Regions from separate parts of the Mus musculus genome. Here all the other regions are linked to region 1. Evidence: chromatin loops called from intact Hi-C (ENCODE). Cell type or tissue: heart. All regions are shown on one strand. Region 1 overlaps Cngb1 (cyclic nucleotide gated channel beta 1). Region 2 holds the start of Cfap20 (cilia and flagella associated protein 20). Region 3 holds the start of Gm51585 (a long non-coding RNA gene). Region 4 holds the start of Zfp319 (zinc finger protein 319). Region 5 overlaps Csnk2a2 (casein kinase 2, alpha prime polypeptide). Region 6 overlaps Csnk2a2 (casein kinase 2, alpha prime polypeptide).

Region 1 (5,000 bases):
CTACACAGAGAAACCCTGTCTCGAAAAACCAAACCAAAACAAAGAACAAAAAAACAAAACCAAACAAAACCAAACCAAACTCCTACTCAACCTTCAAAACTAAGGACTAAAGCCACGTCCTCCAGGAAGCCTGTCCTTGGTGTCCCTACCCAGCTTCTGTGTCAATAATCTCTACTTGTAGCTACTTGTAGCACTGTCAACCCCTACTTTGATTTTAAAAATACAAAACAAAAACATGTGCGCATAAACGCACTGTACCATGGTACACGTGGAGAGGTCAGAGGACAATTTACAGGGGTCAGTTCTCTCCTACCATTTAGATCCTAGGAATTGAGCTTGAGTCATCAATCAGGCTTAGCAGCAAGCCCCTCCACTGACTGAGCCATCTCACTGGCCCACCCACCACTTTACTCATTTGGAGACATGGTCTAGCTGTGTGGTTCAGCCTTGGGTAAAACTTAAAGCAGCCCTCCTAAATGCTGGGATCCTAGGCCTGGGCTGCCACACCCGGCTGTTTACTTGGTTGGAAGTGCCTACACCTTGGATGGAGCTGCGTCTCAAGGTAGATGGAGCAAGAGGAGAGTGGCTGTCCAGAGGACATGCCCCTTAGGTTTTCCAGAGTCTTCACTGGCCTTGAGAGGTTTCTCTAATATCAATGGCTCAGGGTACAACCACCAGAGAATCCTCAGGACACACAGGACAAGGGAAGAACTGGTCAATCTGAGAATCAGGTGAAGGCTGGCTGGGGGATGTAGAGGGTTAGGGGCTTGGCCAGTCTTACCCAGCATGCCTTGCGAATGCCAGGTGTACTCATACCAGGTCTTGACACGGTTCTGCACAGACCTGGGGATCTTGTAGAAGTTCATGTACTTCACTGTGCTGTCCATGCAGCTGCGGTAGTAGGTCTGCCCCGCTGTGGCGGCCCCCACCACATCTCTCATCTGGAACGAGACAACAGCGAGGGGAGGTCAGAGAAGTGGCTGGCCTAAGCCAGGCAGGACACTGGTTGGATATGTAGCAGTACAGAAGTCAGGGACCTATGCTTGTAGGTAAGCCAGAGACAGAAACACAGATGGCCAAACATAAAGCAAAGCCACTAGAAGCTGATGCATGGCTGCAGACCTCTCTGGCCATCTCGGGTTCCTGGCACCATGTTGGGGTTGGATGTCTCACTGTGATAAGCTGATTCTGTGTATAGCCGCTCTCCTCCAGGGTGGAACTCTGGGCCCCCCCTGAATACTGCTTCTCAGAATGGGCCCCTTCCAAGTTTGCTTTGAGAACTCTCAGCTATTGCCTCAGGCCCAGACTAGAACACAAGTCACACATCACATCAGAGACCCCGAAAGGGTTTGCTTACAGGGAACAGCCCGGGTTCGCAGCCTTTGAAAAAGCCAGGTAGCCACCTGGCTTCCTGTGCTCCCCAAAGGGACTACCATTCAAACAGGAAGGCCTCGGGCAGTCCTGGGACACAGACATCTTCTGGTCCCAAGTCTTCCCTGAGCTCAGTCCCCAAAGCCACAACGCACAGAGAAGCTTCCAGCGGGGGTGGGAGAACTACAGGTGATGGATGTGTGATGTGGCTGCAGTCACCTACCTGTCCAATCATCACAGAGAAAGCAAAGACCCCGGTAAAATAGTTCAGCAGCTGGAAGACAATCTCAAAGAGCGTCTGGGGGTCGGGCAGTCCTCCGATGGTGATGAGGGTTTTCACAGCCCAGTAGTAGCATCGAATATAACTAGTAAGAGGTGGAAAAAGGACCTTGGTCACTACAGGAACGGCCGGGCTGATCTTGTGATCCTGGTTCAGACACCCATAGGGATCCCATACAGATGCAAGAAGATGCCCCCTCCTCTCAAGTGTTACGTGGGGTGGCTGAGGCTCTGCCCCAGCCTTGTGAGAACATGCCATCCTGGGACATAGATATGGAACTGAGGTCCCAGGAGGCACCTAGCCACAGCTCCAGGCTGAGTCCTTCTGGATATCAGCAAAGGGAGGCCAGCAGGGTCAAACAACCTGACTGACTTCCCTGGGCCTTCCCACCTATGCAGGGCACCACCAAAAGCACAGGCCCAGCCGGGCGTGGTGGCACACGCCTTTAATCCCAGCACTCGGGAGGCAGAGGCAGGAGGATTTCTGAGTTTGAGGCCAGCTTGGCCTACGAAATGAGTTCCAGGATAGCCAGAGCTACAGAGAGACAGAGAGAAACCCTGTCTCGAAAAACCAAAAAAAAAAAAAAAAAAAAAAAAAAAAAAAGCACAGGCCCTAGCATGGACCATCTCCAGTCGTCTTCCTCCTCTCTAAAATGGACACAGCAGGGGAACATTCTTCCCAGGCAACTGTGAGGATGAGTGAGCTGGAAGAGTGACCAGATCCTTATATCAGTCATCAAGACTCACACAGGGACTGCACCTGCCAGCTCATGCTAATGCCCATGCAGGCCTCAGACAAGCTGGGGTATCTTAGACAAGGCTGCTTGCCACAACAGACCAGTCTGCCCTGACATTTCCTACTATACCAGTACTGGTCACCAGGGGGCGCCTGGATCACCATAGGTAGATCTAAGCAGCCCCTCCTGCCTCCGGTTCAGCCATCTAACCAATCAAACTGTGGAGGGAGCTGAGTGTTCGCGCAGCTGGGCAGTGAACCACACAGAGGGAGGAAGAGGGGTGTCCTCAAAGTCCTAGCTTTCCCCTAAATGTTTCTAGTTGGCGTAATCTGACAAGGCACTTATTGGGTCCTCCTGGAGTGGGGCGCCGCCCCAACCCCGCTCAGTGCTACAGGCTGAGACAGAACACAATGGACTGCGTTAGGCAGGAACCGGTTTTCCAAGGCTTCTTGCTCCAGCACACAGCAGATCCTCCCCCGAGGGTGGCGGCTAATTTTTAGTTTATTTATAGTTATTTGCATTTTTTGGTTATTTGTAATTTATAGTATAATTAATTTATAAACTATAAAATACTACAATATTTTATAGTTGTGATTTTTTATATTTTACAGTTTTATTTTATATAGTTATAACATTTTATGGTTATAATTTGCAGTTATTTATACTTTTGAACTTCTTGAAAAAATTTTTGTTCTTTTTCTTTTTTTTTTTTTCTGGCTTCGAACTCAGAAACCCGCCTGCTTCTGCCTCCCAAGTGTTGGGATCAAAGGCGTGTGCCACCACTGCCCAGTGAGAAGGGGGTTCTTAGATTACAGGCATAGACTCCTTTGAGACTTGAAAGAAAGCCAGAAAACAACCTAGAGCAGCTTGCATAGTCTCAGAATTTAGCTTATGTTTCTAGGCTGGGCTGTTACTGTTTCCAGAGGCCAGGTTCTGAACTTCTTCCCGGCGTGGCGGCTTTCACGGCTGGGGCAGGCACTGGCCAGGCATGCGCACCAGCCAGACGCTCACTCATTGGTTTGTTACCGTTCATCCTCACAAGAGTCCTTAGTAGCTGCTTCCTAGCACTCAGGAAGCTAGTCAGGATAGAAAGCCCAACGGCGACTTGAGCTACAGAGTGAATTCAGGGCCAGCCTGGGCAACTTAGAGAGACTGTCTTTAAAATGCTTAATTAACCACACAGAAGGCCCTGGGTTTTGTCCCCAGAGCTTATGTATAGATCATAAAGAAGCAATGAAACCAGAGGCCTGAGATTCATGTATAATGATGTGCCCTCTGTGTGTGTATATCTCTGTGTGTATGTGAGTGTGTGTTTGTGTGTGTGTGTGTGTGTGTGTGTCTGTGTGTGAGTGTGTGTGTAATACACACACGATTTGAAAGGTGTAAGAGGAAGTTCTCCACTGTCTAGTGAACTCATACTTAACACAGCCATTACACATAGCAGTGATAACTCTGTCACTGGGATTAACCAAATATATTACTGTGATGGTTTGTATATGCTCGGCCCAGGGAGTGGCACTATGCAAGTGGGTGGCCCTATTGGAGTAGGTGTGTCACTGTGGGTGTGGGTTTTAAGACCCTCACCCTAGCTGCCTCGGAGTCAGTATTCTGCTAGCAGCCTTCAGTTGAAGGTGTAGAACTCTCAGCTCCTCCTGCACCATACCTGCCTGGATGCTGCCATGTTCCTGCCTTGATGATAATAGACTGCATCTCTGAACCTGTAAGCCAGCCCCAATTCAATGTTGTCCTTTATAAGAGTTGCCTTGGTCATGGTGTCTGTTCACAGCAGTAAAACACTAAGACAATTACTAACGTTGATGCGGCTTCCTTTTGTGTCTTTGATATGGCTGTTAAAGCATTTCAGGTCGCATGCATGAGGCACCTCATGCTGCTCCTGTGCAGCCTTGCTTTAGGCAGTGGGGATCCAGCCAGGGCTTTCCGTTTGCTGTCCACTATGCTGGATATATACATATGCTCAATGCACGTGCAATTCTTTGCTGACTTGAAGAGAAAAAGCAGGAAACGTTCTCCTGTTATATTTCATCAGTTCTAAGATGCAACAATCGCACAGCATACCACGGAGTCAATTCTGCCTTTGTGTGCACGCACACCCACATATTGGAGACTGTACCAGAGCCATCCGTGTACATGCTAAGTGACAGCTGTCCTCCCACTGAGCAGTATCCTCAACACAAATTCAGCTTTTTGTACAAAAATAAATATCATGTTAAACGTACATGTGGATTTTCCGTATACCTCAAATCTAGAAGTGTTAAAATCTGAAAAAGTAGGTTGCCCACAGGGAGGTACAATAGCTCATAGATGCTCTGAAACTTTGTCGCTTCCACCAGAAAGCTTCTTTCACTGGCCCTGGGGGGCATTTCCATTTTTTCTATATGACAAATGACATTATGGGGAATACCTTTATCCACAGTCCTTGTCCCCTGACCTGAATGTTTCCACACACTAAAGGCTGTGTGGTATATTTGGCAACCCTACTGGACTTAGGTATGTGAGAAAGATCTTTCTATTTCTAGCACAGCAATTTTCAACCTGTGGGTCGTGACCCCTTTGGGAGGGTCACACATCAGAGACTATGCATAGCAGATATTT
Region 2 (5,000 bases), 180 kb after region 1:
TCCATCTTCCCCAGCCGAGGGCAGAACTAAAGATATTCCCTAAATCACCTGGCTTCCACATTAGAGTGACCACTTTATATTCAAAAACAAAACAAAACAAAAAAACGGTCCAGCTCACTGCCCCAGGAATCTTCATGAGAAAAGAAACGGCAAGGCATTTCATCTAGATCTTAATATCTCCAAAAGTGAACAGGGAAGGCCACCATCTCATGTGGCAAGCAAAAACACCATCCATTCTAGAGGACGGCTGGATAAAAATACAGAGGCTTGATACTGGCTCTCGAGAAGCCCCTAACAATCACCTTTTTGCAGGTTTCCCAATGGAGAAGGCCAGTACAGGAAGAATAGTACGGACTCTAAGTTACAGAGGGCTCGCAGCAAGTTCCAAAGGTTTGGCTGTCGACGGATGGAGCTAATGAATGGGATCAGAACAAGTCTGGCTTGGCCGGTGCTCAGGATGTCCGGGGAAAAGGCCCTCCGTATGGAGTGCAGCAACAGTGCTTGGCACCAGCGAACACATGCATGTCTTTCTTCAAAGTGCTATGCGTTTCAAGCTAGGCTGTGGGCACTCTGCCCCCATTCTACTGACCGGGACGTCAAGGCTCGGTAGCCACTCCATCACGTGGGCGGCTAGTCGGCCCCACCCCCGTCCCGCCCCCACCGCTCACCTTTTTGTCCCAGATCTGCAGGGGCTTGCTGCCGATGCTGTAGAGGATGGAAAGGAAGCCACTCTGGAACGTGTTCTTGAACATCTCGCCAGCCGCGGCCCCGCAGCCGCCGCCCTAGGCCCGGGATTGGAGATCGGCACCGAGCGGCGAAAGAGAGCGGGTGCCGCCGGTCCGAAGGTAGGACGCTGAGAGCTGCAGCCACTGACGGCGGGAAGCGGCGGCGTGACGCAGATCCGTAAGCCTCGGTGAGCACCGAGCCACCTCAGCACCGAAACCACAGCAACTGCCGCCCGCGCCGCCGAGCCTGCCGGAGAGGAGGCGGAGCGCCGCCTCGGCCCGCCACGGATCCCTCCGCACGCTTGGGCCCGCCCCTCGGAGGCGCATTGCCCAGTCCTGCCGCAGAAAGAACGGTTTCCGGTTCCTTCCGCCCTTAGGCCCGCCCCTTCCTGCCCCCTCGGGCGCGGAACTTGGTTGCCAAGGGACTATTCCCCGCCCCTCCCCGCCGGGGCCCAGACTTGGTTTAGAACAGCGGAAGGAGACTTTAAGTTTACCTCACGTGTTTACAGTGCCTGCGTGGTGTCATGGGAACCGGGAGGCGCGTGGAGGGGTGGAGTCATGCCAGACCCCTCCCCCGAAGGGCGGGAAGAGTGAGGAAGGTGGCTTTGTGCCAACGACAGATAAATATTATCCCTGGGTGTGTTGACTCCAGATTTTAATCCTAGTACCGGATTAAATCCCAGCAGAGGTAGAAAGATCTCTGAATTTGAGGTCTACATATCGAGCTCCAGGACAGCCAGGACTCAGAGACACCCTGTCGCAAAAAACAAATATTGGTTGGCCCAGGAGAACGTGTGAGCTAATGAACCAGTATTGATTGCCCAATTTACATCATCACCTTTAATTATCAAGTTACAGTGAATGAGCTGCTGTAAAAGCAATACTCTGGGGGAAAGCGTATCTCTTTAAATGCATTGATTCGAAAAGAAGAAAGCCGGAATATTAAGATATAAACAAAAATTAATAAAATCTTAAAAGTGGAATAGTTGAGTTGAACCGACAGCTGATTTTTTTAAAAAAAGTGTGTCAATTTCTGGAATATTGTAGGAAAGACATACGCTGTGTATTTCAAGTAGAAGGAAATCTCAAGTGTGGAAGACTTCCACCAGTCGCTGAGCGTCTTCCTAAATGGTGTTCCACCCAGGCCTGTGTTCTGGCGCACAGAAAAGAGTTTGAAGCACAGACGATCACTTTAGCAATTTTAACGATCATAGTTGCAAAGTTTACACATTTACTATGTGACGGGTATATGTGATGCCTTACCCTGTATTAACTCACTCTACCCTCACACCAAAGCTTTGAGTACTCCAGCCAGAATTTCTAGATATCGTGAAAACTATGTGAATCTATTACTATATAAAAATGAAACTTGTTATATGGAATTAATTTTTGCATGATATCTGGGAATTCTTTATGTACTCTAAGCCAAGTGAATAATTTATAGCTTGATTGTTTTTAAGTTGTTCAAAATATCCTCGGGGCTGGAGAGATGGCTCCGCTGTTAAGAGCACTGGTTGCTCATCCAAAGATCCTGAGTTCAATTCCCAGCAACCCCATGGTGGCTCACAACCATCTGTAATGGGAACTGATGCCCTCTTCTGGCCTGAAGGTGTACATACAGATAGAGAACTCAGAAACAAAACATAAATAAATAGAAATCTTAAACAAAATCCTCAGGAAAAAGATTCAAGATAAGAAATGATGGTATACACTGGAAGGAGAGGCCCATTGGACTTGCAAACTTTATATGCCCCAGTACAGGAGAACGCCAGGGCCAAAAAGTGGGAGTGGGTGGGTAGGGGAGTCGGGGGGAGGGTATGGGGACTTTTGGGATAGCATTGGAAATGTAAATGAGGAAAATACCTAATAAAAAATATAAAAAAAGAGAAATGATGGTATATGAGTTCTGATGGTGATTTCAATACTGCACATAACTAACCACTTGGCGTCTTATAGAAAGTAAATTATTTCTAAAAATAATTCAGCAGTACTAAGTCTGGAAATAGAAAATGGAATGAGTAATAGAAAATTAAGGTGATAACTAAGCCCCTCAGAAGGTTCTGAGCCCTGTCTCATTTTTTTCTGATTAATGTAATATAGATATTGAGGAAACTATAAAAAGTAACATTTATAATATCACCATTTGGAAATAATTGTATGCCTCTCTATTGTCTCCACACCTCCCTGCATTGCCCTCCTTCTCGGCCCGCATCCCACCACATATTAATGTGTGCAGGTAGCCACGGAAGCTGTCTTTGTCCTAAAACAGACAAGAACTGAGCACAGCATCCCTTGCTGTGGTTGTTAAGATCCATCCTTTGGGCCAGTGGGTGTGGAATCCGTCACTGTCCTCCCAGGTAGGCATCTACATTTATCTCTCCCCTTCTCCAGGAATGGCCATCTTTATGCATATTCCACTTAAAAAAAACCAGATGAGAATTTCTTTGGCTTGCATGTCTGCTCTAGAGTAACTAGATCTCAATAAACACACATGTTCAATTTGACCAAACAGCTCTTACAAATCATGTAGCCATTTACATTCCCATAGACAATGCTTATAGTCACAATTCCTGTTAGTCTGTTTTCTTAAATTTACAAGTCTGAACTATATACATGTTGGTTTGGCTTATTTTTCATTTTCTGATGACTAATATTCTGGCTCATCTCATCATGGGCATTTAAAATTAATTTAAAGTCACTTCTTTCTTTCTTTTTTCTTTTCTTTTTTTTTTTTTTGGTATATATACTTGTATGGGTGCTTTTCCTGCATGGATGTCTGTGCACCTCTCATGCGTCTATAGAGGCCAGAAGAGGGCCTGGAATTACAGAGAGTTGTGAGCCATCCTGTGGGAACTAGGAATCTTACTGGAAGAGCAGCCAGTGAGTGCTCTTAACCACTGAGCCATTTCTCCCACCCCTCTTCACAGGTATTTGAATTGCTTTTATTTGGGGCTGGCAAGAGGATTTAGTTGGTAAAGACACCTGGCACCAAGCCTGGTGATCCGACTCACTTGGTAGAGAATGAATGCCTGCCAGAAGTTGTTCTCTGAGCTTCCTGCACATGCATCTCTCTCTCGCCCTCTCCCCTCCCCCTCCCACATTAAGAAAATTTAATTTCCAATTGCTTGTTTGTGTCTTTTGCCCAGGTCTCCACTGAGGCTCTTTATCCTTTATTGAATTGTGAGACCTAGCACTCACTACACAAGCATCTATCACTGAGTGGCACTAGATAGGAGATAAAGAAGGATGGGGGTTGGGGGGGAGGAGACAGAGACACGCACAGAGAGAGATCCCTTATCTAATTTCTTTCTTCGTTTGTTTCTTCTTTAAGCATGACTACTAGCAAGCCACAACCAACCCCCAGACTGATCACCAACCACCAACCCTGCCTCTCAGGGCCCTAGAATTTATAGACCCGCTGAAAATCTCCCAGAATTCTATCTGCAGCGGGCAAAACCATGCCTCTGCTAGAGCAAGAGGCAGATCATAGTCAGCTGGTGTGGACAATCTGAAGCAGCCCCGAATCCCTCCACCTGGGGTTAAAAAGAAATCACATCCTTGTAATATTTGTGTGTTTTCTTAAAGAGACCAAAATTCCAGAATTGTCACTATACTGGTTTGTCTAATATTCATGGGGTCTTGTTTTTCTATTCAGGTTTTACAGTTAATTTATTGCTCAATTTTGATTAGGATTAGATTGGTATAAATTTGTTTAACAAAAGTATCTTGCTGAGCTTTCTGATGCACACCTTTAACCCCAGCACTCTGGAGGCAGAGGTAGGCGGATCTCTGAGTTTGAGGCCAACCTAGTCCTATAGAGTGAGTTCCAGGACAACCAAGGGGCTACATAGATCCTTTCTCCAATGAGAAAATAAAATAAAACAAAAAACAGACAAACAAAACAACCCACTTGCTTTCATACTTCTATACCTGCCATGACAAATGATACCATACCACATTCTCGGTGGCCCAAAACAGAACCTTTTTCTGTTCTGGAGGTGGGGTGTCCAAAATCAGTGTTGTCAGAGCTGCTCAACTTTAGAGATGTTGGGGGGGGGGGCCCTTCCTGGCCTGAGGCATTCTTGGCTGATGGCAATATAGATGTATACACTCTTCATCCATTTTCACATGGCTACCTCCTTCTCTTCTGTATCCTCTAATAAGGATACTAGTTCTCAGATGGCCTGTCCTGAATCCAGTTCATCATTAACTAACTAACTAACTAACTAACTAACTACCTTAGTTACTGTTCTATTGCTGAGGAGAGACACCATG
Region 3 (5,000 bases), 440 kb after region 1:
ATAAAGGGAGGGAGAAAGGAAGCCAGGTCTCCAGGGACTGACCGGGACCGACCGTCCCTTCACTCTCTAGGTGGTATGGTGCTCTAGCATGAACACTGAACAGGTCTCTTCCAGCCTCACCTCACTTCCCATCACTGTGGAATGAGACAGCAGAGTAGGCACTTTACAGGCTGGGAGATAGATGCCTTAGAGGCCGGAGGAATTGGGGCCAGGCCGCGGTGGCACTCGCCTCTGATCCCAACCCACTTCAGAGTGGACACCCTTCTCTCAGTTCTTATCCACGGCTACAGGGGCAATGCCTGAAACCAGTTATTATGCATATTTTGTAAGGGTCTTACAGTATCGCAGGATGGCCTTGAATTTACAACCCCTCTGCCCTAGCTTCCCCTCCACCGTGTGTAATGTGCAGTCTCCCAGGCTCTTTCTGTGGGGCCTGTTTATATCTTATACCTGGGATGATACTGAATGCTTTGTAGCGGCTTTGGAAACACTTATCACCTGGGTTCTACATGTGCCGTGACAAGCACGTAGCATCAGAGGACAGCTCGTGGGATTCAGTTCTGTCCTTTGCCACTGCGCGTTCTGGAAACTAAACTCTAGTTGTCTTATTTGGTGGCAAATGGCTTTACCTGCTGAGCCACCGCACTAGCTCTGTTAGCTGCATTTTATTGTTATACAACATTTCCCCATGAAATTGAAAATTATCTTAGTCAAATTACCAAAGTAATGTGTGAATCTCGTAGCCCATTGGTGAACTTTTGGCTGCTTCTGACTTTTCTGTTGACGGTGACACTGGAGAGCATTCCCAAAGCTAAGTGAGCCATTAGTCACCCCCTGGGTTCCTTACAAAGTCTCCCTTGTTGATTGGGACTTGCTGAATCTGACAATATGAATATTTAGAATACCTTATCTTTTGGTAATTCACATTGGCTACACCCCAGCTGTGTCCTCAATCCGTGGTTTGCGCCTTTTGAAGATTTTTCATTCATTTTTGCCAACCTGACCCTCAAGAGAACAAAGGTGTCAGAGATGATATAAGTATTTTAATTAATTTCTATTTTATGTGCATTGGTGTTTTGCCTGCACATGTGTCTGTGAGGGTGTCAATGCCCTGGACCTGGAGTTATAGACAGTTGTGAGCTGCCACGTGGGTGCTGGGAATTGAACCCAGGTCCTCAGGAAGAGCAGCTGGTGTTCTAACTGCTAAGCAATCTCTCCAGTCTAGAATACCTTATTTTAATCTGAATGTCTTTGGGTATCTCTCTGTGTTTTAATGAATGTTTGACTCATTTCCCTCCTGGGTATCTTCTGGCCTCTGCCATCATGCCCAAGTGAGACAGACACAGTACTGCCTCTCCTGTGCGCGCGCGCGCACACACACACACACACACACACACACACACACACACACACGTGTGCGCGCACAAGAGAGAGAGAGAGAGAGAGAGGGAGAGAGAATGCCGAAATGTGTACACACGTGTATAGATGTGACCCTTTCTCTCTAAAAGGTCAGACGTTTCTGTGTCTGCCAGAATCAGGTCCGGGACCCTCTGGTGACTGCCGGCTGAGATCACATGTGTTTTCTGTCCTAAGCCAAGCCCTGTTCAGGTTCCAGGAAAGAGAGCTTTCACCTCCCATCCTCTTCAGCTTCAGTCTACCAAAATCTCTGCAAGCAACTCTGAGCTGCTCTCATCCCATCTCTTTCTTGCCTCTCCATTGAGCCCTTTTGCCTCACAATAAATGCAGGGTTTTGTTTAGAACCTTCAAGGTTCCTTTGCTGCTTAGTTTTGCAAAACATGACTTTATTTGAAAAACAAATACAGTATAATAGTCCTTGGTACAAGCAGATCTTGGTCCCCTGGGGACAGCAGCCCTGCCCTGTGATGTCCTCACCCGGCAGCTTCAGAACAAGGCCCAACCTCGTACTCCCTTCCTCCTAGGGCTTCTGCTCCACGACGTGACCATGGCAGGGCTGCAGGAGCTGCGATTTCCTGAGGAGAAGCCCCTGCTCCGCGGCCAGGATGCCACTGAGATGGTGAGTCGCCCCTTCCAGGTCCTGGGGCTGAGCGCCACCTTGTGGTGAAATTGGAAATTGTGTGTTCTTGTCTTTCCTGTTGTCATGGACCCTCCCTGTGAGAGCTCAGAGCTACCCAGAACTGATGTTCATTCCCTGAGAAATGTGTCAGGGCCAGCCAGCCTGAGTGCCCAGCCCATGTCGCTGGGTATGGTCCCCGCTCACCTTGCTTTGCAGCTGGGAGAGGCAGGAGCCCAGAGCCTTCCACCTTTAGCTCCGTGTTTCCTTTCCACCCACCTTCAGCTTCCTTCCAGAAGAAGCCGCAAGGATTGGGATCGGATGGATGGCTTAGCCAGCGCTCTGGGGAATCCCAGCACATGAGACCATAGCCCTGCCCCTGAGAGCATGGTCTGTCCTTCCTTTAACACATAACTCCCAGGTTAGTTGAGGGTAGCTCGTGAGGCCAGAAGTGAACGTATTTGGCAAGCTCTTCAACCCAGGTTCATCCTCCTGCTAGGATGCCTGCGGGAACCTCCTTCCTGCATCCCCACTTTTCTCCTTGCGCAGTACAACCCTTTAAAGACACACAATAATAGTCCTATGCAGCCCTATCTGTTGTAATGGGGAGACCCTCCCCAGAGCTCAGAACCACCCTAAACTGACTCTCCAATGTTCATTCTTGAGGCTGGGGGATTGCCTTCTCTTTACCCTGCCTCCCTCCTTCCCTGCCTCCTTGAACCTTTGAGCGTATCTGCCATATTCCCAGGTGCTTCCTCTGCTGGAAGACATTAGCCCAGGAATGCATAGAACAGGCTGTCACACCCTGACCCTGAAGCCCGGGCTGGCCTGTTCTGTGCCCAGGTCTCTCCAGCCTCCTGCAGCACATTGCTATCCCTTTGTCCTGACTCACAGTCCTTTGCTTCCAGTTCGTGGCAACCTCCTTCTTCCTTCTGCTCTACCCAGCCTCTCACTTCCTGCCACCGGGGCCATAGCTTGCCTCTCTGGAGTTTGGATCTGTGTTGCAGTCTCACGAGGAGGTCTCAGTCCTTGAGTCAGCACAAGGTTCTCACTGGGTACCCAGTGGCCTCTGCTTTTCCCAAAGGGGCAAAAAAAAAAAAAAAAAAAAAAAAAAAACCACCCAGTGCAGCCTCCACGTGACTCCCAGCAAAGTCCTTGAGGTGTCAGCTAGCTTTACCTTACATTGTCTTTGGGAGCTGCCGTTTCTCGACCTGTGATGCTGGCAGAGTCTCATAGCACCCTGAGTGCAGTGCCTGCCTGACCTCTATGTTCTGAGTGGCTGTAGTTTGCCAGGTACACATTCTTGTTATCCCACGATCCACCCTCCCCCCACCCCGCCCCCATAGCCATGGTATCCACAGCGGGGGGGGGGGGGGGGGGGGGCTTCAGTTAGTGAGATAGAAGCAGCCCAGGAAAAGCATCTGTACACACTTTTTTTTTCCTTGCCTTTATTCCCTTAACAGCAGAGTATAGCAACTATTTCCATGACATATGTCTTCTAGAAGGTGTGTTCTGGGCAACCCAGAGCCGATTTAAATTGTGTGAGAGGAGAATCGTAGGCTCTGGGCAAAGAAAATGCCATCTCAGAGAAGTGGGCTCTGGTACCTACAAAAGACTCTGTAACCAATGCAGAGGCGGGAGGGTGACTATATTCTATATACATCTCGACCTCTATAAGCCACTTTAGACTAGCTCTCCCTGAGGACTGCAGAGTCCTGGGATCTGTAAGGTGCTGCCTGCTCCCTCTCTGCACCCCGCTGGTCTCCACACTCTCCTGGGCTTTCCTAGCATCCCGACCCTCTCCTGCCCTTTGTTTTGATCTCATATATACCTCCTATGGCGCCCAGGGATTCATGTTGGATTATTTCTTTCTGCTATCTCTTGGCTTGTGGACCCCATCCCTCCCACACTCCTATCTCCTGAGCCCCCAACATCCCGAGAGCACACTGCACACCCTACCATTATCTGCCTCATCCTTTCTGTCAGATTTTGTTTTTAACAGAACCGCCTCCCTCCTTCCCCGATGTAATTACCTTCCCACTTGCTCTTCTGTTTGGTGAGCTTGGTGAAGGGCTCCGTCATCAGTGAACAGCCCTACCCCCTTCTGCCAGCAGCCCCCCTTCCTGAGGGGTTCCCAAAGTGGCTGCCCTCCCTCCCTTGGCCCCTGTCGTTCCTCCCAGGCCTTGGAAGAATCAGTGGGTCTCACTACAGAGCTGAGGCTGGCCTTGGACTTAAGATCCCCCTATTCCACCCTCCTGAACGCTGGAAATACCTGCAGTGCTATGTGGGTGTGTTCTGAGCCGTAGGCCCCTCATTTGTGAAGGCAGGTTGTTCATTTGATCAGCCTGTGTTCAGGAGCCCACTCTAGTCCAGCCTTTACATGACCAGATACGGTCCCCTCCTCAAGGTACCAGAGGCAGGACAGGCAGGGATCAAAGATGCATGCCACTGACAGTTTGACATTGACCCAAGGTTTGAGACAGTAAAGTGGGCAGTGTGGCTGGCCTTGACAACACCTAATATCCATAGGTCAGGACAGTGAACAGGCCTCAGCTTACCCACCCAGCCCTGGGCGTGACAGTCATAGTGCTTCTTGGCTCCTTCATCCTCTTCCCTTATGTGTAATGAGGCAGAGATCTCAGTGCTTTCTGCCTGTGGTGCAGCTCTGAGTCTCCCCGTTAACCCAGAAGATAGAAATCCTTGCACCGGGTAACCTGTGAGTCACTTCTGTTAGCATGAATGTAGACTGGGGATCAGAAGATGGGTCTGCTCTGTGCAGAGCCCTGGGAGCTGGGTTAACTTGCCCCCTTTTGTTTGTTCTCCTTAGGATAACCCTGACGCCTTCCTCTCAATTGTGGACACAGACTGGAAGGTAGGTTGGGGTTCAGCCTCTCAAATATGGGACCCATATCTGTCTGGACTTCTCTCCCACTGGGCTGGGTCCTAGAGGAGAGTAATAGCCTGTCCA
Region 4 (5,000 bases), 77 kb after region 1:
TTTGCAAACACCGCAGACAAAAGGCTTCTGCTCGGCCTGCACACACTGGTGCTCCAGCAGGTCGGTGGCCTGATGGAAGATCTTAAGACACTGTGTGCACTGGAATGAGCGGTCGTGGCCTGCCAGGCACTGGTGCTCATGCGGACTGGACAGGTGTGCCAGATCATGGCCACACACGCCACATTTGGGGCCCGGCTCCCCGGCTTGCAGGGGTGCATGCTGTGGGGGCTGGAGGCCTGGGTCGGGTTGCAGGAGTATGCCGTACACGGCACAGCCCAGGGGGTTCTCGGCCGAGCCTGGGGGCAGCGTGTGCTCAGCCAGGGCTGGAGGTGTCTCTGCATGGTGCTGAGGCTGCGGCGCCTGTGGCTGCTGTGGCTGAGTCTGCGGTGGCTGCTGCCAGCTTTCTGACATGCTTGGGAAGATGAAACTGGGTTTGGACAGTAATGGCTTCAGTTTCCCCGCTTAAGGTGAACCTAACCCTGAGAGAAGCTACCGGATCTCAGGTTCGGACAAGAACCTCACACAGGGCACAGAGGCCTTGTCAGATAGCCCTTGTCATTAGCCAAGAAGATAGCCTGCAGGACGGGAGGGCTCTTCGAGACAGGGTCCTGGCAATGCTAAGAAGGCTGTGCCTTCCCCAGTAATCGGTTCTGTAGGGAAGAGAGACACAGTGAATATGAGGCAGGAACAAGCAGCTCTCCCCTTTTCCCTTGCGGCCCACACTCACTACACAGACATAAGCTTCTTTAGGGGACGGAGATGCTCAGGGATCGAGCCCTGCTCCCTTCACCTGCTCTCAAAGAGGCAGCTCCTCTCCTCCATGCAAAGGGGAAGAGAGCTTTCTCTATACCCACTTTCTTTAATCCCCATTCTGGGCAGGGCACCTCAGCCTCCACAAATTCCCCACTAGTTTCCATATGGCCCACTCAGTCAGATAGTATGGGGTGACCTGTCCCTAATGCCTGACAGCCCCTTTCACACTGACATGAGAGAACACTACTGTTTGGAATCAAGAGGATCCTGATGGCTGAAGGAAGCCACGCCCCTGAGGTATAAGTTCTAAGGCAGATGGACTCTGGAAGCTAATATTAAGGCAACAATACTAAGAACCACCTAAAAACCCTCTCCTTTGAAAGACTGGTCTACGTTCCTCTTCACCTGCACTCCAGGCCTTTCCCAGGGCACATGCCACTCTAGCTTAACAGGATTAATGGCCTTTCTGGGACCCAAACTCCTGGCCAAAGAGGGTTAAATAACAGGTTTATAGACCCACTGATCAGGTGAACTTCTTCACTCTAGTTATCTCCCAGAGGAACATAAACAGAAGTCCCTTACCCTCTGAGTCTTTGACTGTCAAGGTGTAAGAAATTGTTCTGTTTGCCTGAATTGTACAGATAAAGCATGCCCCAGGGTGTGTCTCCTCCAAGTCCCAAATATTCACAGTAATCACTGCAAGATAAAGCCCACCTAACCACCGCCCCCACCCCATGCCAGCAAATCTCTAATTCACCACTTTGAGATAGTATTAAAGCAATCCCACAGAGAATTATTTTTGGAATCAAAGGCAGCCTCCTTTCTAGGTTCTCAGCTGCTTATAGATTTAAAAGTTTGCAAGTTTTCTTTAAGGGAAGGAAAGTAGAGAATGTTCCCATAAGCCAGCTGGCTTCTAACTGTTCTCTTAAAGAAACCTAAGAATCAAGCTAAAAGTTGTCACCCTCAGCATCTTCTGGGAAGGGAGGGAATAAAGAGGCTGCTGATTTGGGGTAGTACCTAGGAGTACGACCAACCAACCACAGCTGGCCATTTTAGCGTTCCTAAGGTAGAGAGGAGCGGTGGACTGCACGGAACACTGTCTGATCTAGCTGTACTAATCCAACTGTGTGTTATTTTTCCTGGTATGAATGGCTGCCAGCCCCATCAGCCGCCCCCACTCCCCACCTCCTAGAGCAACCCCACTGCCTACCCTGACCCTTCTCCAGTAAGGAGAAGCCAGGAACACTCTTAGCTCACTGCACAAGAGCTGGAGAGAGAAGTGGAGAGGAAAGGCAAAGAGAAGCCCCCACCCGCGCCCCACCCTAGCCCTTTTTCCTCTCAGAGTCACCGAATGAAAGCTGATCTCCTCCCATCAGGCCCAGCTGGGCTGCCTGCTGTCAGCTCCTGCTCCGGATGGCCCAGCCACTGCGTCCCGAAAAGGGGGTGGTTCCGGCCGAGGAAGGCCCCAGAGCCTCAAACGGTGCCCGGGAAGCAACTGTACTTCCAGGCCCAGCCTGGATCGCCTCGGAGCTCAGGAGGCTCTCCCTGGGTGCAGGGGCTACTGGAGTGGCCCCCAGATGCAGTCCCGGGTGCCCTGCCACTCACCTGCTCCAGGGGTCAGGCGCGGGACAAGCGAAGACCAGCTGCTTTCTCTGCCGCCTCTTTATTCCGGCTCCATCCGCCGCGGCGCGGCCTACGCGTCCTGCCAATCCCCGGGCCTCGCGTAGCAGAGGCAGGCAGCGCGGAGTCGGGAGACAGGTTTGCAGCAGCCGGAACCGACGAATCGACCCGCGCACTCGGGTTAGCGGGACCGGGGCAGCGGACGGACGGGCGAGCGGACAGACCGACGGGTCTTGCAGAGACCGGCGGACAGAGGGTCGGCGCGAGGCCGGGTAGGCGGGGCCGGGGGAGGAGCGGCAGCCGGGGCGGCGGCTGCCGAGAAGCCCGCGGCGCGGAGCGAGGCCGCCCCCTGTCGGGGACCCGCGGCCCCGCTGGCCCGAGCCTGTGGGTACGGAGGGGCGGGGCTGGAGCCTCGGGATCCGCTCGCCGGAGCCTACGGTCGCGGAGGAGCCGGGATCCTCATCCCCGGCTCGCCGCAGCCCCACCTGACTCTCCGGTCTTCTGCAGCTGACCTGCGGCTCAGCTCGCTCTCAAGAGGGATCCTGAGACTCCAACTTTTTGCAAGTCTGGCAAACAGACCCGCAGACCTGTGGAACCCACACTGGGGCGACGGAGTGATCCGGAAGGCCGCCTCCTACAGCCTTTACCGCACAGGCGGTGGCCGCCGTCCGTCCTAAGCTCCACTGGGCTTCGCCCCCCGGGTCGCCAGGCCCCGCCCCGAGGTGGAGCTACTCTAGGTCCCGCCCCCCACAGAGCACTTCCGGCTCAGAGGAACTCCGGGCGTCGGATCAGGTTGTCGGTGGACACGGCTTGTGGTCGAGGCCCCATGAGCTCGGCGCCCCTGGTGGGCTACAGCAGCAGCGGTTCAGAGGATGAAGCGGAGGCTGTCGCCGCGGGGCGGAGCAAACCGGGTACTGGCTTCCACCGTTGGTGAGGATCGAGGAATTTTTCTCTCTCGAGCGTAGATTCTTTTGAAACCCTAGTGGGACCCGAGCCTCCCGGGGAACCAAGAGGGTGGGTCAGTTCCCCGGTAAGAGAAAAAGGGATGTCGAGGGAAAGGATTCAGGACACACCCTGGACAAAGCCCTGGAATGGCACTACCACACACACACCCTGGCTAAGGCAAAGTTGGGAGTGAGGACACGGGTTCAAGTCCAGCCCTCTCCGTTGGTGCGTTTTTTTTTTTTTTTTTTCTCTTTTGGAAAGCAACTATGTTTCTTCCCAGATGTTTCCTCGTTTGAACACTATGCAATAATAACCCAAGCTTTTCGTTCGTCTAGTAAATGGTTAATGAATAGCCACCGTGAGCCACACGGTAGACTGGAGACACCAGCCTGTTGAAAAACCCATGAAAATCTCATGCGCCAAGAGGCTTAAATCTTCGAGGTTCTTAAATACTGGTCTTTGCTGACTGTAGTGTGTCGGTTCATTGCACAAGAGCTCTAGCAAGTAAAAATATGCTCTACACGTGAGGAAATTAATGTAAGCCAAGATCACAGAGCTACTTGAGTTCAGGCCTGTCCAACTATCTAATAGGGACCTCCAAGCCACACTGCTACCTGCTGAAATGTTTCCATGGGGACCAAGAGCCAGCTGAGGTCTGCCTTCCCAGCTAGGAAACTTAAGCAGTTCTAGAAAGCTATGGTTCTTTAGTAGAAGCTCAACCCCTTCCTGGAAATGAACACTCAGCCATTGTGGCTGAGGGAGGAGGATCAAGTTCGAGGCCAACATGGCAAGACTGGTGTGGGTAAGAATCACTGTGCATAACAGCTTAGAACTACCGTTGTTCAAAGGGGTATCAATGAGGATAAATGTGTGTTCTTCTTTTGCAGTGGCCAGAACCCCGTTCCCAGTGAGAAGCTTCCAGTGCCTGACAGTGTGCTAAGTATGTTCCCCAGCACAGAGGAAGGGCCTGAGGACGACAGTGCAAAGCATGGCGGTCGAATCCGAACCTTTCCCCATGAGCGGGGCAACTGGGCCACCCACATCTACATACCGTGTGAGTCACTGACTAAAGTGCCTCTAGCTCTGGCTAGGAGGAAGACACCAGGGCTGCTGTGTGCTGGACTCAGCTCCCACCGCAGACCTGAGGAGACAATGGACTGCCTAACTGCTGAAGTAGACCTTCCTGCACTGGGTGTTCTGTCAGCTACTGGGTGTCTCATTTCTGCACCTCTAAAGTGGGGGTGATGCTATCTATCTCTTTGGAAGATTAAATCAGATAATCTATGCCAATTAGCACAATACACAAAATGGTGGCTCTGATTTTGTGTAGACTCACCCATTACCAGTATCCACCATCCAGAGTGCTATATTACAACAGATGAACCCACTTTTTTGCTATTGTTGTTTTGTGGGTTTTTTAATTTTGTGGGTTTTTTCATTTTTCATTTCATTTCATTTTTTGTTTGTTTGTTTGTTTGTTTGAGGCAGGGTTTCTCCATGTAGTCCTGTCTGTCTGTCCCAGAACTCAGACATCTGCCTACCTCTGCCTCCCAGATGCTAGACTTAAAAGTGTATGCCACTACCACCTGACCTGAGCCCACATTATAATCACCAAACTTCACAAACATTTAATATTATGGCTAATCTTTTTTTCTTAGGTATTATTTATTTTATGTTCATGA
Region 5 (5,000 bases), 190 kb after region 1:
CAACACGATTAGAATGTAGTCAGATAAAAAGACCGCAAAGCGCCTGGCCTGGTGCTTCAGGCCTGTGATCCTAGCTACTTAGGAGGCAGGAAGATCAAAAGGTCAAGGCCATCCTGTGTACAGGTTGAATTTAAGATCAGACTGAGCAATTCAATGAGATCTTGTCTTTTTAGGCAAGAGGGCTGGGGATGTGGCTTAGTGGTAGAATACTTTTCTAACATGCAGCAGACCTGGGTTCAGGGCCTAGCCCTGCAAAAGAAGAGAGGCAATCAAAGAGAGGGAAAGTGCAGAATAGAAGCAAAGAGAATGCAATCCAGGCAGCAGGCACAAAAGCCACAGATGCCCATCTGCATATTAAAACTAGCTCATGAGGGGTATCACAGGGCATGCCTGGGGATGTCTTCAGTGTCACAGGCTTGGCTTGTTAACTCCCAGTTCTGCCTGGCCTGGAAGCTCTGACCATTAGCTTGTTTTGGACCAGAACTGAGGCATGGTGTTGGAATATTATGACAGGAGGACATTAGTTTCTAACGACTGATTTTTAATCATGAGTGCAGGTGGTGATGGAGGCTAGAGGGGCATTTGATGCCCCGGAGCTGGAGGTATAGGTGGTTGTGAGCCACCTGATGTCGGTGCTGAGAATCGAACTTGTGTCCCCTGGGAGATAAGGACCCATCTCTCTTTAGCTCTAGACATTATGATGAATAGGCAGACCGAAGCTGTGATCTCAGTAGCCTGACAGACTGAGGAGTGAGTTTTCAACTACAGTGACGGCCTTATCTAAGATGTGTGAAATATTTAAGGATGATAACTATTACAGGGTCTGAGGCTTTGGACTTAATGTGAAAGCACTCATTTTTTTTTTAAATGCATGTGGTTTTACATTTGCAATGTCTGAAAAAATATGTAAATAGCGAATGTTTAACAGTTCCAATTATGAGTTTAAACTTAGGTTTATTGGTATTTGAGTGACTTTGGTCAGGTTTTTCATTAGCTACTGTGCTTGTGAAAGTAAACAGGCTGTGTAGACTAAGTTTGAAATGTCTAAGGTGAATTGGTTAAGCATGTAAGCAATGTTTATAGAATTTACTGGTTGCAGGGAGCAGAGAGAGCCCAGTCAATGAAGTTCTGTGTTGATGTGTGCTGTTGACATAGGCACGCCATGTCAAGGACCCCAGAGCCTCAAACCCATGAAGGAATGGCAAAGCCTTCCTCTGGTCCAAGTGTGGATATTGACAGTGAGTGTAGAAAATGTCCATCATAGCTTCCTTCCCCTAGATATTTACCGCCGAACACTGCTCCTCCACAGAGACCATTTCTACCAACATTAGCTGTGTCCTTGATGCAGCTGTATACCATGAGCCCACCTCCTCATTTATCTGCAGTGACTCGGAGCCTCCTTGTTCAGTCGTGGGCGATAACCCCACATCCCTTTTCAATTGTAATAAACATGCTGAGCTTCGGGGTGCTATGGTTTCTCCTGCAGAGAGCCCCTGCCCACCCAACCCCAGCTCTGACTGTGTCTGTCATTTCCTTCATTCCCTCAGCACCCTAGTCAGGTCCAAGTCCCTGGGGCCATGCACGGACATAGCAACTGATTAAAAGTTTATTAAACGGGGCTGGTGAGATGGCTCAGTGGGTAAGAGCACCCGACTGCTCTTCCAAAGGTCCAGAGTTCAAATCCCAGCAACCACATGGTGGCTCACAACCATCCACAACAAGATCTGACTTCCTCTTCTGGAGTGTCTGAAGACAGCTACAGTGTACTTACATATATTAATAAATTATCTTTAAAAAAAAGTTTATTAAACTAGTTTATTTGCTGTTTGCTTCTCAGAACAGGACCTGACTGTGTACCTGAGGCTGGCCTCGAACTCTCAATCTTCTGCATCAGCTTCCTGAATGCCAGAACTATAGCTGTGTACCACCCATTACGGTTTTGTTGATAGTTTTTTTGTTTGTTCTTTTTGTTGTTGTTTTTGGTTTTAGTTGTTGTTTTTTGTTTTTGTTTTTACGACAGGGTTTCTCTACATAGCCCTGGCTGTCCTGGAACTCACTTTATAGAGCAGGCTGGCACATTACATTCATAGCAATCCATCTGCCTCTGTCTCCAGAGTGCTGGGATTAAAGGCATCTGACACCCATTAAGTTTTTAATTTATTGACCCATGTGAGTTTTAATAAAGGTGCTAATATCACCTGGTTTGTAGCTATAAAACAAGAATTATAATTGATCATAATGACAGTTATAGAAGGCTGGGGACATGACCCAGTTGGTAGCGTGCTTTCTATCCTGTTTGATAGAGCTTGAGTTTGAGCCCCTAGAATGCACATTTTAAAAAAAGAGTTGGGTTTTAGTAGGACACACTTGTAGTTCTATAGGGTGGTGGAGACAGGAGGACCCCTGGGGCTTGCAGGCCAGCCGTGCTGTAGCTAACTAAGGAAGCTCTAGGCTCAGTGAAAGAACCTGTGACAAAATTAAGGTGGAGATGGGGCTGGAAAGATGGCTCAGTGGTTAAGAGCGTTAAATGTTTTTCCAGATGTCTTTGAGTTCAATTCCCAGCAACCACATGGTAGCTGACAACCATGTGCGCATAGGATCTTCCGTTGCCCTCTTCTGGTGTGTCTGAAGACAGCTACAGTATATACTCACATATATAAAATAAAAAAATCTTAAAAAATAAAAGGGGGAAGAGTTCCTGAGGAAGACCCTGTACAGTGCCCTCCACACATACTCAGATGCATAGGTACATGTGTGTGCATACCTATACACTCACGACACAAACTGGGTTTTAAATGTACAGATTTAATAACAAAGGCATCCCTTCAAACTCAAGGTCCTGGCCCTCAGTTGGTCCTTCTCTGGTCCAGGGAACAGGAAGTATTCAGGCCACCCCAGCCTAGAAATTCACCTGGAGCACCAGCATTGAAGAGCCACGGGGAGGTACTACACACTGGCATGCAGAGCACAGACACCCCCACCCCTGCCCCAAGGCCCCCCGGCCTTTCTCCGGCACAGCAGTGAGATGAACAGGTCTGGCCTTTAGCCAGAGTAAAACCATGGGAGTGTCCTGAAAATTGGAAGCCTTCAGCTGGTGGGTGAAGGACAGGGACCTGGGCCACTGTAGAGGTTCCTAGACTGAAGGTCAGTCACGTGACACTCTGTTGGGTCTCTGCATAGGATGAGTTTAAAAAATACTTTCAAGTTTATTATCTGGAAGATGAGCTCTTTTTGGGTAGATAGTTTTGACAAAGGCAGTATAATAAATATGTATAACCACACGTTGATACTGGAGCACCCCTGAAAGGATGTCATGCTAACACCTTGGCGGCATCCTTTATTCAAGACAACTGAGATCTGCTTTGCACCCTGCTTAAACAGCATCATTCAGTATGCAGCCTTTTGAGTCTGGCTTCTTAGCTAAATGCATGTGAGAGGCACCTTTTGTTAACAGCCCCGGAAAGTGCATTCTGGGAAGAACAGCCCATCTTCTCTATCTCCTGGCCCTCTGGCCATGTCTGTTCCCACCGCACCCCCCCCCCCTCCAACCCCTGACCCCAGCCCATCACACATGCACACACATAATAAAAATTTTGAAAGGAAAAGCTGAACTCTATACCCTTTTTAAAAAGTAATTTTTATCCTACATATATCCCACCTACAAATGTGGAGCAAATTCGCACACTTAGCAATTCTGAAAAACTAGAAACAGCCAAGAGCCTAAGAAGGAATTGCTTTAACTATGGCACAGCACACAGTGGAACACTGTGCAGCCATGGAAACAGATAACATAGATGGATACATGCTGACTCAGTTTTACTGTCAACTGGAAACATTGTAGAAAAAGAGTATCTTTTTTTTTTAACATTTGCATCCCATGAAAGTCATTGTAAAATGTAGATAATAAAGGTTTATTGAAACAAACAAACAAAAAGATCAAATTGAACAACAGTATGGCTTGGAGGTAATAGTAACAACTATTACCTCTTGATAACTACAAGCAGTCAGAAGTCATTCAGGACTAATGCAGATGGCAAGAGTTCTCTGACAGGCCGTGTGAGCGGTGGATGGGCTACTCGGGTTCTGGGTGGGTGGGGGCCTCCAGGTACTCTTCTCAAAGTCAAAGCTCAAGTGAAAACTCTCCTTCCTCCCCCTTCCCCCGAACCCCTTTCTTTCCCTTCCCTCTTTTCCTTTCTTGCCACCCACAAAACCTGAGTATCTGACAGGCCTGGGACTTCAGGAAAGGAAGACTTTCACGCTGGGAAATGAAGGAGAACCAGGGCTAAAAAGCAGGAGAAGCCCAAGGACTAAAGCTAGCCTTCCCGGCTCCTTAAGAGCACTGCTGGATCTCCACACCCATCTGTCCAGCAGAGACCCTGCACATCTGCACAGGTCTGTGGAGACAGCCCATACCCACTATGTACATCTGCAAGAGCGTATGGATGAGCAACTGATACTGGACTTTCTAGAGCCTTGAGTTGAAAAGGCTCCCCTGAGACAGCTTAAGGATAGTAAGCCAGTGTAGGGTTAGAAATGAAGGCAAAGCTGGGTGGTGGTGGCACACATCTTAAATCCCAACACTCTAGAGGCAGATGTGGGAAGATCTCTGAGTTCGAGGCCAGACTGGTCAAGAGTGAGTTCCAGGATAGTCAAGGTTACACAGAGAAACCCTGCCTCAAGAAAACAAGCAAACAGAAAGAAACCAAGGCAAGGTGCTTGTAGCCCATTGGCTTTCTGGTCTATGGCCAGTGGCCTGGAGGGTACTTGCTGGTGTCCCCTGTTGGGGTGGGGTGGGGCGTGTTAAGGTCTCACACCTGGTGAACTGACCAGATCTGACAGAAATGGGGTCCAAGGACACTGACACCACGGTGGCCTTGGAGAGGCCTGTTGTTTCCTTCCCACATAATCACTTTAATACTGAGTGTTCACACTTGGATTCGCATGGCCATTCAGAACGCGTGGCAGAAGAATACAGAGCAAGTGGTCCTTGTGAGGAGCAA
Region 6 (5,000 bases), 200 kb after region 1:
TTTCCTAGCCTCACCACTACTCATACACACTCTTTAAAACCCAGGGAAAATCTCCAGGAGGCTGGAGCAAGCTGTGCCGGGCATACATGTTACATATATACCAAGGGAGATGTGAGACAGGCAGGAAAGGTCCACTAACACTGCAGTTTGGGAAAGGTCAGCCTAAGATCAAGTACAAACCCAGGGGGAGCATCTCAAGCCCAAGGCGGGAGAGGTAAAGTGCAGTCCCTGCTGCACGCCCCGCCCCCAGCTGTCACTCAAGGGCCTCCCCCCAGCATTCCAGGGGGCTGGGGGGAGTGGTTGTGTGTGTGTGGGGGAATATGGCCAACTCTTTTCCCAGATGTTTGGACTGTCTCTGGAGGACCCAGGGCAAAGAGGTGGGATTACTGCTCAACTGAGACCCTCCAATAAGCTCTTGAACAACTTAGAGAGAGAGAGGGAAGAGGAGCTTGGGTCATCCCCTGACCACCAAGGATCCAGGCTGCCTGTGACAGCACATGAGAATAGCCATGGTAATCCCCAATACTTGATGTGTTAACACTGGTCATGTCTCGGCCATGTTATGTTTCCACCTCTCAGGAAGAACAAATATATACATGGGAACACAGGGCTCAACGCGAGGAGGCAGCAGCTCTATAAAAACCTTAACTGAATGTATGTCCTGCTTTATAAAGATCTTAAAGATTTTAAAAACTTTATTTATTGTGTATGTGTTCACATGCCACAGCACAGGTGTGGGAAGAAGACAACTCACGGAGTAGGTTCTCCCCCTGCCACATGGGTCTGGGGCTGAACTCAGGCCATCAGTCTTGGCAGCAAACATCTATACCTGCCATGCCACTGGCCCAAGATCTTATTTTCATCTATAAACTCAACTCTGTACTATCAAGAGAAGAGTTACATTTGCCTTTTAAGTTCCTACAGACCAAACAACAAAATAGAATCTGCATTTAGAAATGGACCTGCTACCAATACCAATACAAATTTATTGGAATTTGGAATGTAAACAGATGTTTCGAACAAACAATCTAACCTTATAAAAATGTGTGGCATTATTAAATAGTTTCTGAAGAAACCCTAAGTGTGATGTGGTGGATATCTCAAGCATGTTAGGTCCCCAGTGCTGAGGCGTGGCTGCAGCCAAGGAGAGGGGACTAGCTGGCAAACCATGTCAGTGACCAATCCCACAAATCAAATCAGCCCTATTTAAAAAAAACAAAAAACCAAAAACAAAAAACAAAATTTAGCTTCTGCTAACGTGAAGGTAACAGTGGATCTGTAAAGCTTTGACACTTGCTCCAGGAGCCCCACTTCCTCCCGGAAGCCATGGCTCTCCCTCTCCAGCCAGCTGCAGGAGTTCCAGGACAGCCTTACCCACAGCTAGCAGCCGCATGCAAGAGATGTCTTTGCGTTCACATTCATGTATGACCTATCAGAGCTCCATCTGCCCACCATCCTGACTGCAGCCAGACTTGTTTGTCACAGGGTTAGGGGAGGGAAGATGGTGGTCGGCCTTTTTACACCCGTGAGGTCTTTCCTAAATAAATCCTAATAGAACTGTTTTCCTCCCTCTTTGACCTGCCTGAAGACTAACTTTCCAGCTATAGCTATGGTAGTGAACAAAAATAGTCTTTGTTTTAAAGTGGAGCATTGAAGTAGCGCCCTCACAAAGATGTGCTGAGAAACTGTGAGGTTCTTACAAGGCCAGGGGGAAAAAAAGCTAAAGAGAGAGAGAGAGAGGAAAAAAAAAAGGCAACAAGATTCAATAGTTAGGCAAATCAATAAAGGTGAGCCCCAAGTCATGCACACAGCATGGAACATCTAACGAGCCTGGGACCTGTTCTTGGCATCTCGAGAGTTACAGTGCCATCTTCTGACACCAAAGAGGACGTGGCGAGAGCAACGGCGGTTTGCTTCCCAATGAATACACTTAGAAGCAAACTGCAGGAACGAGGTACATTTCCTGGAGAGCTCATGTCATAAAAAAATACATAACACATGAATTTGTAAAAGAGCTTAAAAAAAATACTGTCACTGTTTTAATCCTTTTTTTTTTTTGTAAATGAGGCTGGTGTGTCAGAATAGACTGCTGACTTTTGCTAAAACTTGAGCCTGAATTCTCACAGAAAATCAGACCACAATGGAATAGATAGGAAGTCAGATATTCAGAGCTTGTTGACCGAACGGATTAATTCAACAGTGGTATCCTGTTAAACGCAGGTACGTGTACAACAACTCCGAGCTTCTCATCTCCCATGCATTCCAAAGGGAGAGTCCCTCAGATCCTGAACTATGCGCTCTGCCACACTGCACAGCCAGCTCCCTGCAGACTAGTACTGGGGAGTTTCTTGCTTTTGACAGACTTTAGGTCTTTACTCTTCTTTGCCTTTAGAAGGAATGATTAGAATTTCTTTTTATCACACTGTAGTTTCCTTCAAGTTTTTGTTTGGTTGGTTGGTTTTATTGGCAAGCATCAGTGCCGCATTACCGTCGATTCCCCAGGCTTCATCGTGCTGCGGTGAGACCACTGGAAAGCACGGTGTTCTCAGCACAAGGCTGGGACTGCTCCTTCACCACCGGGTCTGCAAGAAAGCACAGGTTCCCCACATCAGCACCAGCACTGAGGCCAATCTGCCTTTCTTCTTCTACATGCACGTTTATGTGGGACTCAGGTCACACAAAAACCAGGCATCAAGGCAGGATCAGGAAATAATTCCTTATTTTTTTCTCCCTCAAAGCAGGGTGTAGTTTCACACATGCTAGGCAATCAATTTACGACTAAATCACTGTCTCAATTCCTACTGAACACTGGATTTGGGTATGAAGTTTTACAAGGAGCTCAAACTAGCCCTGAACTCTTCCCTCTTCTTCACCCTGATCCTCCTGCTCAGCCAGGGTGGCTTCATGCTCACTGGGAAACTTTTTCTAGGTGATTCTTCTACTTCCTTAGAATATAGATCCAACTGCTGAAAAGCACAGAAACCCTAATTTACAACTGTTCACATTTATTCCAGTTTTTTCTTTGAGTACCAACATCATACTCAGCCCCTAAATTCTTTAAAGCATATATGATAAGCATGTTATGAAAAGATGAATAAAAGAGCCAGTCTACTGACTTTAAGGAGCAGTGAGATACATAGTTTATTTGGATAATAACCAAATAATGAATTATGTGAAACATTCATCAGATTGTTTTAGTTATCATTTCTGAGACAGAATCTCACTGTATACCTTATGGGGGGCACACAGCCCCTTTTATAGTGGGCCTTGCTGTTGCCAGGTAACTGTGGGGGTGGAGTCCAGACAGAACACCAACACCTTAGATAGCTTAAAATATGCAATCCTTATGCATATGCACATCCATTTGTTTACACTAATATTGCTTTCTATTTATTTGGTTTTGTATGTTTTGAGTCAGGGTTTCTCTGTGTAGCTCTGGCTGTCCTGGAACTCACTCCGCAGACCAGGCTGGCCTTGAACTCAGAAATCCACCTGCTTCTGCCTCCCAAGTGCTAGGATTAAAGGTATGTGCCACCGCTGTCCGGCAATTTTTTTTTTTTTTTTTTTTTGAGTCAGGGTTTCTGTGTGTAGCCCTGGCTAGCTATCCTAGAATTCACTTTGTAGTCCAGACTGGCCTTGAACTCAGAGATTTACCTGCCTCTGCCTTCTGAGTCCTGGGATTAAAGGTATTTTCATCAGCACACCTGACTTTAAAAAAACAACAACAACAACAAAACCTCAAAAACCCCCAGAGTTTTACTATGTGTTCCTGGCTGGCCTTAAGTAGATCTGACTACCTTCTGAGTGGCTGATTTAAAGGCGTGTGCCACCACTCTGTGCAGACAACTGAATGTCACCTGTCTAAGGCACAGAAAGCTAAAAGAACAGTCCTTTACACTTTTTGTCACCTTAAACTTCTGCTCTAAGTTTGAAACCATAGCAATATATTCTTCATATTAGTTAATATTAAACTCCAGAGGTAAAAAGGAAAAGAGCACACAGTGGTCAGACAATACACCCAAACCTTACAGGCCAGAGTTCATCTTGATTCAGAGTGAACTGAGAGTCAAGTCGCTACCCAGCATCATCCCTTCCAGCCTCACCCAGGACTAGACTGAGCTACCTCTTCAAGCACGTGGTCAGTGTATGTGAAGTTTCAATGGGGAGATCTACACTCAAACCGTAAGCAGTGCGAGATGTCAGAGGGCAGAGTCCAGCTGTCACACTGCCTGCTCCCTCGCCTCAGAGCCCTCTTATTCACACATTGCTTCCTTTAGAAACACATAAGGGTGCGCTAACTACTTTTTTAAATGAGAAAAAATATTGCTGACTAAGTTTTTATACACATTTTATGCTTGAAAACAAATCTTAGATACCTTCAGTCTATAAGATCAGGGTTATGAGAGTGGGTAGATAGCCTGGCCTCAGAGGTACTACTACTAGTGAATAAGCAAACACCTTTGGGAACTAAGAAAAATCATCTATAAAGTGGCCTCAGTGATCTAGAATAAATAAAATTTGATGCCAGACATCTAGTGTTCTGACTGACCTTGAAAATAAAGAGTGACAATTTTGTCTTTTAATAACTCACAGGGCTGGCCGGGCATGGTGGCACACGTCTTTAATCTCAGCACTTGGGAGGCAGAGGCGGGCAGATTTCTGAGTTTAAGGCCAGCCTGGTCTACAAAGTGAGTTCCAGGTCAGCCAGGGCTATACAGAGAAACCCTGTCTTGAAAAACCAAAACCCAAAAACAAAAACAAAACAAAATAAAAAAACCTCACAGGGCTGGAGAGTGGTTAATAACTCACAATGGTTAAGAGCACTGACTGTTCTTCCAGAGGTCCTAAGCTCAATTCCCAGCAAGAAAAACATGGCTTACAACCATCTGTAATGGTATCTGACACCCTCTTCTGGTGTGTCTGAAGACAGCTACAATGTACGCTTATATACCAATATAAAGTAATTAATACTTTAAAAGAAAAACAAAAAACTCACAGAA

Evidence for each region. A loop is a pair of places that touch in the nucleus more often than their neighbours do. Peaks named below come from ENCODE experiments on the same cell type or tissue, not always from the same donor. Only the 100,000 strongest peaks of a DNase experiment are listed, where the experiment ranks them.
Region 2: it touches region 1 in a loop (4-fold over the local background); 11 of 42 quality-filtered maps call a loop at or near these places.
Region 3: it touches region 1 in a loop (5-fold over the local background); 6 of 42 quality-filtered maps call a loop at or near these places.
Region 4: a loop joins it to region 1, with 6 times the contacts of the local background. A loop is called at or near these places in 20 of 42 quality-filtered maps.
Region 5: a loop joins it to region 1, with 3 times the contacts of the local background. A loop is called at or near these places in 9 of 42 quality-filtered maps.
Region 6: a loop joins it to region 1, with 6 times the contacts of the local background. A loop is called at or near these places in 2 of 42 quality-filtered maps.

What each region holds. Positions count from the first base shown.
Region 1 is chr8:95,252,468-95,257,467 of GRCm38, forward strand. It overlaps Cngb1 (cyclic nucleotide gated channel beta 1), which reads right to left. Exons shown (of 33, transcript NM_001195413.1): 26 at 1,595-1,736; 27 at 782-941. Among named protein-coding and RNA genes, the nearest start is that of Cngb1, 52 kb to the right of the region's middle. In heart, a CTCF peak has its summit at 2,533 (motif pointing right); a DNase peak (open chromatin) is centred at 2,554; H3K4me3 peaks cover 413 bases; H3K27ac peaks cover 337 bases.
Region 2 is chr8:95,433,820-95,438,819 of GRCm38, forward strand. Cfap20 (cilia and flagella associated protein 20) reads right to left here and starts at 1,050. Exons shown (of 6, transcript NM_008187.2): 1 at 669-1,050. The coding sequence starts at 752. In heart, CTCF peaks have their summits at 1,030 and 2,333 (motif pointing left); a DNase peak (open chromatin) is centred at 1,062; H3K4me3 peaks cover 1,662 bases; H3K27ac peaks cover 1,634 bases.
Region 3 is chr8:95,695,254-95,700,253 of GRCm38, forward strand. It overlaps Ndrg4 (N-myc downstream regulated gene 4), which reads left to right. Exons shown (of 17, transcript NM_001372423.1): 2 at 1,941-2,035; 3 at 4,860-4,904. It overlaps Gm51585 (a long non-coding RNA gene), which reads right to left and starts at 3,094. Exons shown (of 2, transcript XR_003947588.1): 1 at 2,240-3,094; 2 at 1,782-2,073. In heart, a CTCF peak has its summit at 2,071 (motif pointing left); a DNase peak (open chromatin) is centred at 2,098; H3K4me3 peaks cover 237 bases; H3K27ac peaks cover 802 bases; H3K27me3 peaks cover 2,938 bases.
Region 4 is chr8:95,329,163-95,334,162 of GRCm38, forward strand. Zfp319 (zinc finger protein 319) reads right to left here and starts at 2,649. Exons shown (of 2, transcript NM_024467.4): 1 at 2,359-2,649; 2 at 1-650. The coding sequence starts at 411. Usb1 (U6 snRNA biogenesis 1) reads left to right here and starts at 3,122. Exons shown (of 7, transcript NM_133954.2): 1 at 3,122-3,303; 2 at 4,206-4,372. The coding sequence starts at 3,200. In heart, CTCF peaks have their summits at 2,736, 2,936 and 3,260; DNase peaks (open chromatin) are centred at 2,749 and 3,099; H3K4me3 peaks cover 2,905 bases; H3K27ac peaks cover 2,217 bases.
Region 5 is chr8:95,442,205-95,447,204 of GRCm38, forward strand. Csnk2a2 (casein kinase 2, alpha prime polypeptide) reads right to left here. Exons shown (of 12, transcript NM_009974.3): 12 at 3,892-5,000. Among named protein-coding and RNA genes, the nearest start is that of Cfap20, 9.8 kb to the left of the region's middle. In heart, a CTCF peak has its summit at 2,613 (motif pointing left); no DNase peak of the experiment used is centred here.
Region 6 is chr8:95,450,862-95,455,861 of GRCm38, forward strand. Csnk2a2 (casein kinase 2, alpha prime polypeptide) reads right to left here. Exons shown (of 12, transcript NM_009974.3): 10 at 4,997-5,000; 11 at 2,489-2,582. The coding sequence ends at 2,506. Among named protein-coding and RNA genes, the nearest start is that of Cfap20, 18 kb to the left of the region's middle. In heart, a CTCF peak has its summit at 1,883 (motif pointing left); no DNase peak of the experiment used is centred here.